Linked DNA regions of Mus musculus: region 2 is linked to region 1. A link is a loop called in an ENCODE intact Hi-C map of the cell type or tissue named here. Cell type or tissue: heart. All regions are shown on one strand.

Evidence for each region. Hi-C counts contacts between places; a loop is a spot of excess contacts. Peaks named below come from ENCODE experiments on the same cell type or tissue, not always from the same donor. Only the 100,000 strongest peaks of a DNase experiment are listed, where the experiment ranks them.
Region 2: it touches region 1 in a loop (1.9-fold over the local background); 2 of 42 quality-filtered maps call a loop at or near these places.

The regions. Positions count from the first base shown.
Region 1 is chr15:79,346,004-79,351,003 of GRCm38, reverse strand. Maff (v-maf musculoaponeurotic fibrosarcoma oncogene family, protein F (avian)) reads right to left here and starts at 3,484. Exons shown (of 3, transcript NM_010755.4): 1 at 3,250-3,484. In heart, a CTCF peak has its summit at 2,557; DNase peaks (open chromatin) are centred at 2,153, 2,823, 3,503 and 4,413; H3K4me3 peaks cover 2,237 bases; H3K27ac peaks cover 2,948 bases.
Region 2 is chr15:79,269,210-79,274,209 of GRCm38, reverse strand. It overlaps Baiap2l2 (BAI1-associated protein 2-like 2), which reads left to right. Exons shown (of 14, transcript NM_177580.3): 5 at 2,614-2,685; 6 at 2,892-3,008; 7 at 3,558-3,704. Among named protein-coding and RNA genes, the nearest start is that of Baiap2l2, 14 kb to the left of the region's middle. In heart, a CTCF peak has its summit at 2,944; a DNase peak (open chromatin) is centred at 3,689; H3K4me3 peaks cover 1,313 bases; H3K27ac peaks cover 364 bases; H3K27me3 peaks cover 1,044 bases.

The DNA.
Region 1 (5,000 bases):
GAGTCACTAGAGACACAAACCTACAAACTTGACTTTGGCATGTTTTGAGACCTTGGGCAACTTGAGTGTGGTCTCGACGTATGCCATGATCAAGGCCCTTAGGAGGCAGAGGTATGAACACCAGAAGTTCAAAGCCAGCTCGGCTACATAAGACCTTATATCAAAATAAATAAATAAAAAATAAAAACAAAGATCGGGCTAAATCGATCGCTTAGTGGTCAAAGGACACTTGCTGCCTGTGCAGATGAGCTACATTCTGTCCTCGGTACCATTTCAAGGGGATCATGCCTGCCTGCGGCTACAGTTTCAGGGACCTGACACCCTCTGGCCTCCACAGGCACCTGCACTCATGGTACGCATACATTCACTAAGGCGCAAACATCTACGTAGAAAGTGAGGGTTTTTTTGTTGTTGTTGGTTTTTCGAGACAGGGTTTCTCTGTATAGCCCTGGCTGGCCTTGAACTCAGAAATCCACCTGCCTCTGCCTCTGCCTCCCAAGTGCTGGGATTAAAGGCGTGCGCCACCATGCCCGGCAGAAAATGAGTTTTAAAGAACCTTTGGGGGAAGAAAAAACAAAAACAAACAAAATCAAAACCACAGAGCTCAAGCTACCAGCTGCCCCAGAGCACAGAGGCGCCTCTGGCTGCTAACATGTTCCCTCCATTCTCATAGCATCTTTTCCCCTAATAACCAACAAATGAGCAGACAGGATTTTCTATTGACTATTGGTCAAAAGGGCTCTGTGTGTGTGAAGAAGGAACTCCCCTGTACTCTACAGGACCTGCTCATTGGGGGCGGGGTTCAAGCCCCCAATAGCCCACAGTCTTGCTTTCTGCTTCCCTGGACCCGAGGTCCTCTTTCTACCTGTGTCACAGACCTCAAGGACCTAGACCCATTGCTCATTTCTTCAACTAGCCACAGATGCAGGGAGCACCTACTGTCTGCCAGGTCCTGTGCTGCGCCTTGAAGGTCCAAAGAGGAAATACAGCCCTTGTCCTCCGGGTTCCAGAGTCACCATCAGTCACCAAGTTGCTAGCCACATCCCCCGGCGAAACCTTCCATGATTGAGGCCAGCTAAGTAGAAGCCCTGTTGCTACTTAAGCAAACTTGGCTTTCTGCATCATCCCGCCTATCTCAGCTGCTACACTGTATCTACTTCTTTGGTTCTTTTACTTTGTTTCCTAGAAGGCAATCTCTGCATCTGCCTATCAGCCTCACCCCAACATCTGGCCCAGCAGCTTCCAGGGGCACTGAGATGGGGGCCAGCAGCCCCGTACCACCACAGCCACAGACAAACTGGTCTGACCACCACGCTTCCTGCCACGGTGAGCATATACCCCCTCACACCATGAGCTCAAATAAATTTGTCCTCCTTTCCAAAATAAATAAGGTGAAGAGACGGCTCAGTGGTTAAGAACACTCCTACAGAGAAGACCCAGATTTGGTTCCCAGCAACCACATGACTGGTAACTACAATTCCAAGGGACCCAAAACCCTCTTCTGACCTCTGCTGGCACCAGGTACACACCCAGTGCAAACATATACATGCAGACAAAATGCTTGTTAAACAAAAAAAGTGTCCCCTGGAGACTCAAGGGAAAACCATCTTTCAATGCTAAGTTTCCATCTGTCAGTGAGCCAGTTAGCCACGTCCCCTCACCTCTGATCCCCCAGCTTTACTGGGAGATGTTTCCTGATGAGGTTTGAGGATGGACCCACATGATTCCTGTGGGCCTGGCTGCAAACCCCTAACCCCCAATTCTATCCAGCCCCGGTCCTTGGGATGGCCTCTGCTTTCCCTGTTTCCCCTGGAAAACAGGCTGTGCATCTCAGCTTCCAGAGCGTCTTGCAGAGCTCTCCTGCCATCATACTGCAGATGGGGACCCTGGAATCCTCACAGTGGTAGCAGAACTCACTGGGCTCAAAGTTAAAATATCACTGATTCCACCCCCTAACTAGTTCAGTTGCCACCTCCTCGGACTCCAGCACCCTCGGGTGGGGGAGGGGGTAAGAGGGAAAGTCTTGAGTGGGATCACGGGGGTTCCCAGAACAGGTGTTCTCAGGCAGCGCTCCTCTCCCACATTAACCCTTCCCTCAGGAAGATCAGGGGTTAGCACTGGCTGCTGATCTTGCTGGGCATGGGTAGACTCCAGGTGTGCCAGCTGGCCCAGTATTTAAGTAGCCCTGGGGTCCAGGGTGGAAAGGGGGAGGATGACGGAGGGTGGAAGGGGCGGGAGAAAAATTCCAGACCTGGTGTGACCACCGATCGGTCTACACAGAGGTCCAGTCTAAGGAGTCCAACCTGAGGAGTGTGACAGTGGGCCTCATGCCATCCTCCTGGACCCAGCAGGTGCAGCCTCAGACACCCAGACCAACCACAGTCGCCAACAGAATAGTCCGGGAGCCTTGTGTTCTCCAATCTGTCACAAACTTTCTGGCCTTGCCTGTTTCTCCTGAGACTGGAAGAATGGGACAATCCAGGGGTGGACAGTCCATACTGAGCCGGAAAACTTGGGGCTAAGGAAGGACTCCCATGTACTAGGTTCCCAGATCCACCAGGTGGCCAGGAGAAGACTGGCTCGCTAACCTCTGCTCTATTCTAAGCTGCAGGCACCCGCGCTGGGCGAGGAACAAACACTGATGTCACATGGCTCCAGCCAGGGGAAACTCCAGAGACAACAGGGACCGGGCAGTCCCGGCTGGTGGAAAGGGGGAGGATGACGGAGGGTGGAAGGGGCGGGAGAAAAATTCCAGACCTGGTGTGACCACCGATCGGGCCACTTCCTTCGCTCGGGTCCTTATTCCGCATTTGCTCCAGTGGACACTGGTGCGCACCCACTTCAAGATACACTGGGCTAGTGTCAGTCTCCAAGGAGCGCGTGCGGCCACACACACAAACACACACCCCGAAGTACACCGTGTGCACGCAGCCCGCAGAACTCAGGACGCTCCCCAAAGAACACAGCCGCACGCACGCCACCGGGAGACGTAAACAAACCGCGCACACAAGGTGCTGGGCGCGGCTCCAGGGACTGTTCTCACCGAGTCACGTACGTGCACGCCCCGCCCCCGCCCCCGCCCCGGCTTCCTCCGGGGCCCGCGCACCGCCTCCCAGCCAGCCCCTCGGAGGCCCCTCCGGGAGCTGATGTTAAGGGGGCGCCGAAGGGGCAGGAGGACCACGCGCCGCCCAGGCAGGACCCGGAGCTCACACTTCTGGAGCTCGGTCCCCGTCCCTGACGCGTCCTTACCGCTCTCCGCCAGGCCCGGCGCTCAGTGCGTGCTTGTCGCGGCTGTCGCGGTGGCGGTCCTTGGCCGCTCTCGAGCCCCACTCCTCTCCGATCGGGACCGCAGTTCACTAGGAACCCGGCTCCGCGCAGCGCCGCTCCGAGTTTTGTTATGGGGCAGGCGGCGAAGGGGGCTGGAGCCGCGCGCAGTTGTAAGGCGAGCTTCCCGGAATTACTCACGCACAGGATTCCTTTCATTCATAAAAACCCAGTCATGCAGTGACGTCACCGCCCCAGCCGCCAGCAAGCCCCAGAGCGGCCGCCTGGAGCCGAGACCCCGCCCACGCCCGAGTGAGGCGCCGCCCCCAGTAGACCCCGCTGTAGGAGCCCACAGCCAGAGCCGCCACGGTTCTCCGTGCTGGGACTGTGTCCTCTGGATGCATTCACGTGACACCTCTGGAGAACGGCGTGGGTGGAGGTGTCATTTGCTTTGCTTTACAGTTCACTGTCTGGCCTCTTCTCTCGTCGATCTACATCCTTTGTCCGGATGACCTCATCCAGTCTCGTGGTTTTAAGTGCCTTCTCTGTACCTGTGAACCGTAGGTTTGTATTTCCGAAGCCACAGCAATTGCCTACCCCTGGTCTTCACGTGGTGTCGGCTCCATATCTTCAACCCTACCTCCACTCGCCCCAGGGACGCTTTCCCTGTGGGTCGATGTGCTTGCTTGTTACTAAACTCTGATGCCTAACGTTCAGACCCCACAACTTCCAAGGTGGAAGGAGACAATGACTCCAGAAAGCTGACCTCTGATCTCTACGTACTTAGAGCGGTGGAATGGGTCCATTCACACACAGACACATAACAAATAAGTGAATTTAAGGAAAACACAAGTTATAAGAAAAAGGTGTTCAAAAAATTTACCTCTGAACTCAAGTTCTCAATTCTAGAAAATACACAATCCTGTTCACCACCCTCCCCCACCCCCCACACACCCTTTTCCTACCTTCTAGAGAGCTGAGGCTGTGCCTGGCAAATAGTAGGTGCTCAACTAATGAAGAAATCCAGTAGACCTGTATGACAGTGAGGACCCCATGTGGCTAGATCCATCGCCCACATCCTCAGCCTAGGAGAACAGGGAGCCAGGCTTCTGCATCCACACCCTACTGCCCACAGAAGTCGATCTTTTGGTAATGGCCAAGCAATGTTGTGCAATGCTGCGTTTAGCAGTGGGGTTGGCCTTCTCACACTGTCTTTCCAGTGGCAGAGTCATGAGACGCCCCGCAAAAAATGGTATCCTGGGAGAAGAGGCTTCAGAGCTCAAGTGGCTGGAGGAGAGAATGATTTGGGATCTATCACATCTTTTTATCTTTCAGTGAGATCTTTGCCCATGTCACTGATCTTTCTGGTAAGAGGGACTGGTGGGTAGAATGAAGGTGAGAGAGCTGAGGCCTCCCTGTTGGCTGTCCTGCCAGACTGCACACTGTCACCCCCTCTACCAAACTCTGAGTCACAGGATGAAACAAGGCTACCAGACCCAGGACCCGTGAAACCTCGGAGTTCTTGCTCACTTGAGATGAAAGGGGAGACCGGTTGAGGGTGTCACTTCCATCCCCTCTGACAGCCTGCAGAGGAAGGCAGGTCAGTGTGGGCACTTGTCTGGACCCTGGCCTGCTCAGGTTACTCTTTGTTTGATAAGCTGCCTTCCTGAAAGACCTGGCCTGAGGCCACTCCCACTGCCTAAGTCTGGGACATCTTCAGCATTTAAACAGAGCAA
Region 2 (5,000 bases), 77 kb after region 1:
TCTTTGATATACAAAATATTTACTATGTGCCCCTGATGGGGTCACAACCCACAGGTTAAGAACTGCTGACCTAGACCCACAGGGTTGCTGGCAGCAGAGGTTCTTTTTAGCATGGAATACGAGGTCTGGAAAGTCAGACCTGGTGTGTTGGGATGGGGTCTGAGCTGTGCATCTGGGAATTATCAAAAATTGCTTCCCAAACTGCAAGAGAAGCAGAACCCTACAGCCTGCACTTCCAGCGCCAGGAGGCCACCTTAGCAGTGAGAGGAAGAAGAGTTGGGCTAAGCAGAGCTGTGGGAAGGCCTCTGAGGGAGAGCAAGTGTCTGCTGTGTGGAATGTAGTGTTGGGGGGTGACTGTCATTGGAGGACTGGGAAAGCACTGCCATTGGCCTGGTGGCTGAGCCGGGACACAGGAGGACAAGGGCCAGGCTTGTTCCGTTGAAGCAGCTTCCCAAAGGCTCCTTATCCAGCTGAGGATGTACCTCTGTGGTAGAGCTAGCCAGGCATGTGCCAGGCTCTGGGTTTGAAAGGCAGGGCAGCTCCTGGCCTCAATGGCGAGAGTTCTCGGTGAGCTTGCTGGCCCTCACAGGGCTTCGTGGCTGGTACTGTGCTGTGAAGCTGGCTTCAGTTTCCTGTGCCTTTCTGTGATAACCTCACAGGACCCTCTTATGCCATGAGTATGCCTTGTAAGGACAGGTAGAAGGAATCCCTAAGCCTTCCCTAGAAGGCTGAGTAGTATGGTGTGGTGTGGTGTGGTGTAGTTTGGTGGTGGTGTGTGTGTATGTGTGTGTGTGTATGCGTGCCCTGAGCCACCTGCAGATGACAGGCAGTCCTGCAGCAAGCACCCTTGCTTGAGCTCAGTCTCTGTGAAGGACCACTTCAGCCTGAGAAAGACTATCACACTCCCTATGGCACTTGACCCCCCTCGGATGAGTGAGCCCGTGTCTTCTGCACCTTTGGCCACCACAGTGGGAGGGGGTGAGATATGGCTGTCTGGATTTATTGTCTTTGTTTATGGACTTTGTGCCTCGGTTCACACAGGACGGAAAACAGAGGGAGCCATGTTGCCCTCCATAGGCACGAGAACACAGGCAGAGCGCACATGAGCAGTGAAAAAAGAGACTCGGCTTTGCTGCCACGCTGATTAGCCCCCTGAGGGGCGTGATAAGGGACTTCTGCAGCTGGAGGGTCAGGCCAAGCTGCTCTGCTTCCCACTCATGCCCACTCGTGGAGTTCTGTGGCTTTCTGTGTCACGGTCTCCACAGGCAGGCTCTCCCTGTTAAAGTGTTCTGAGCGTGTCCAGTGTGTTAGCTTGGTCCATTTAAAATATTCTGTGGCTTCCCAAGAGGTTCAAGGCTATTTCTACACTTCTACCATTCACTGTCTTTACTGATGCTCTGGTCACAGAGTGGCTTTGGTTTCAGGACCTGCCCAACCCCACACCTTCCCTAAGCTCCGTGGTTTATATTGGCTGGTTGGGCTGAGATAGGGGTGTGCAGAACACCCAGATGTGTCTGCCCGGAAATCGCAGGATGGACAAGCATGTTAGGTGTAAGGAGCTCTGCACCTGACCAGTAGTCCCGCCAGCAGAAACACTCGGTATTCTAGAGTGATCCACGTTTCTTTTCTTTTCTTTTCTTTTCTTTTCTTTTCTTTTCTTTCTTTTTTTTTTTTTTTTTTTTTTGGTTTTTTGAGACAGGGTTTCTCTGTGTAGCTAGCCCTGGCTGTCCTGGAACTCTCTTTGTAGACCAGGCTGGCCTTGAACTCAGAAATCCGCCTGCCTCTGCCTCCCGAGTGCTGGGATTAAAGGTGGCTCAGTGGTTAAGAGCACCAACTGCGCTTCCAGAGGTCCTGAGTTCAAATGATCCACATTTCTATTTCTTGTTTTTATAAAGATTCCCCGGGCACAGGTTGGCGGTGGCAGGTGTGGTTCAAGGGCTAGACTGGCACTGGCAGACCAGTCACGACAAGTTCTCAGGAGCAGCCACTGGAGAACCTTCAGCTTGTGCTAGTATACTAACTCTCAGCACCTGGGTTCCCAGAATTCCTTTTCTGTGTGGTATCTTCGCCCCAGGGGAAGGGCCCAGGGCAGCAGGAAGTCTTACACAGGGGAAGAAAGGATACAGGAAGACATGCTGAGCTGTCGGAAGTGAATGTGACAGAGGGATGGGGGTAAACTTGTTCCCATGAAGCCAATACCCAATGGCTCAGGCCTGACTTCTTCCCAGCATCGGGAGGCCTCAGAGAGGCTGATAGAGGGTATGGGGACATGCCAGGACCCTACCCAGCCCACAGCATCAGAACTCATAAGACCAAGTCCTGGGGAAACCGAAACCCAGCGTAGTAGCATAGCAACTAGTTCAAAGTCACAAAGCAAATTGGAAGCAAAAGGAGAGCAGCTCACACACACACACACACACACACACACACACACACACATATACACACACACATATACATATATACACACATACATATACATATAAATATACATATATATATAATTTGGACTTTTTTGAGGTGGGCAGCATTGTGATAACAAGTAAATCTGTTGGGGTGTTGGGGTCTGGGTCAAAGGGCACCCTGGTCACACCCATCCTGCGCTCCGCTCAGGTGCAGACATTCCACGGAGACTTGCTTCAGCACATGGAGAAGAACACCAAGCTGGACATGCAGTTCATCAAGGTAAGTCTGTCCCTCTGTCCCTCTACCCCAGCCCCTCCCAGGCAGGACACACAGATACCCCTCGCAATAGAAGGGCCACACAGGGCAGCGCCAAGCATTCATCTGACCCAGATTGTACATAGTCCCATCTGGGCCCCTCGGTCCATTACTTTGAGTCCTGACCTCTTTAATGTGCGGATCCCCTGCCTGTCTCTGTCCTACCCCAGGATAGCTGCCAACACTACGAGATTGAGTATCGCCACCGAGCGGCCAACCTGGAGAAGTGCATGTCTGAGCTATGGCGCATGGAACGCAAGAGAGACAAAAACGCGCGGGAGATGAAGGTATGAAAGCGTGAGAGGCTGAGGACAGGTCTCTGGGGGAAACCTAGCACCCTTGTGAGCTGCCCAAAAAGAACACAGCTGTGGGGAGCACAGCTGGATAGTCACCGACGGCCACCCTCAGCATCCCTCCCTTCCTCAGTCTCACTGAGAAAATGAGATCATTGGCCCCGCAGAGCAAACGTTCCACTCACAGCGTGCCTGGAAAGAAGCATTCAGTCCCTGCAAGGTCACTCCCATCCCCGCCTCTGTCTCTGGGATCCAAACCCAAGATTCAACCTTTGCTTCCTTTAGCGCCTTTTAATGAGCTCCGGTCTCTCTCTCCCCTTCCAAGGAGAGCATCACTCATACTCCCATCCCTGTTTCCTTAAACCGCCATCTCTATGGCAACGTCTGCACGCCTCTGTGCAGGGTACCAGAAACAGAGCCATAGTACCCAGGCCAGTGGGTCACAGGGTGAAGATGCAAACTGCGTGTTCAGGGGAGGATTGGAGAGGGACATCTAAGTCAGAAGGGCTCAGACCCCTAGCCAGAATCTTCTCCTGCCCCCAGGAGAGTGTGAACCGGCTGCACGCCCAGATGCAGGCCTTCGTGTCCGAGAGCAAGCGCGCCGCCGAGCTGGAAGAGAAGCGGCGCTACCGCTTCCTGGCTGAGAAGCACCTGCTGCTCTCCAACACTTTCCTGCAGTTCTTGGGCCGGGTGAGTCGGGCTGGGGAGAGCAAGCCACGCCCTCCCGGGGCGGTTGTGCGACTGCGCAGGACGCAGGAGCAGGAACGCTCCTTCCTTCCCCTTTGCTTTCTTTGAGTAGCAATTAATCTCGCCACACTGTTTCTGTGTTCATTTGTATGTATTGTTAATTCATGGTTTGTTTTGCAGACACATGTTTATGCACTCAAATTCAAGTCACTTATTTAATTAGGTCAGAGGATCGTTCTGAGAAGTTGGTTGTCTTTCAACTTTTATTAACTTCCAGGAATCAAACACAGATCCTCAGGCTTTGGCTGCAATCTCCTTTACAAAGGAAAATTTTGCTGTTCCCCATAAAAAAAAATCCTGAATGTATATGCCCACCCTCCTTACATTCGGTGGTAGGTTTGTTCAACAATAAGACATTAATTGTGCCGTCTAAGTGAACCCCTTGAAGCTTTGTGCGGTCTGCAGAACAGTCCGGTCTTCTCAATTCTATTGGATTGCTAATACGTTTGTTTTCTGTATTTAGTTATCATGTTGTTTTGTGCTTTGAGGCTTAAGACTATTAGACCTTTCCCATAAATATCATCTCTCTCTCTCTCTCTCTCTCTCTCTCTCTCTCTCTGTGTGTGTGTGTGTGTGTGTGTGTGTGTGTGTTTGATGTTCTCTTAGTCTGGTTTTATGCTTTTAATTGCACTCTAATTCTAACATTGGTCTTGTTTCTCTTCATGTATGGATTTCTGTTAACAACATGTGGACTAGGTTTTGGCGTTTGACCAGTCTGACAACCTGTGATGATGATGATGGTGGTGATAGTGGTGATGGCGATGATGGTGATTTCCTCTTTTCTCCCTTCTTTTTCCCTATTTCTGGCCTTCCTCCTCCTCTTTTTTCCTTGAGGCAACATCTCATCTAGCCCACGTTGTCTTCTAACCCACTGTGTAGCTAAAGATGAACTTTAACGTTTAACCCTCCTTCCTCTATCTCCAAGTACTGGAGTGACAGGCACGTTGCACCATACACAGGGTCGTGTGGTGCTAGAGACTGAGCCCAGGCGGGACTATCTTCATTCGTGCAGACGGGAGCTCTACCAGCAGAGCTGCATTCGCAGCCCACAGCCTAACTTCTAAATTGGAATTCCACTGCCCCCATTCAAACTGATGCCGGCTACACCTAGGGTGGGGTTCTCAACCTGGGGGTCACGACCCCTTTGGGGTTGACTGATCTTTCACAGGGGTTGCCTGAGACCATTGGAAAGCGCAGATATTTATTTACACTATGATTCGTAATCGTAGCAAAATGACA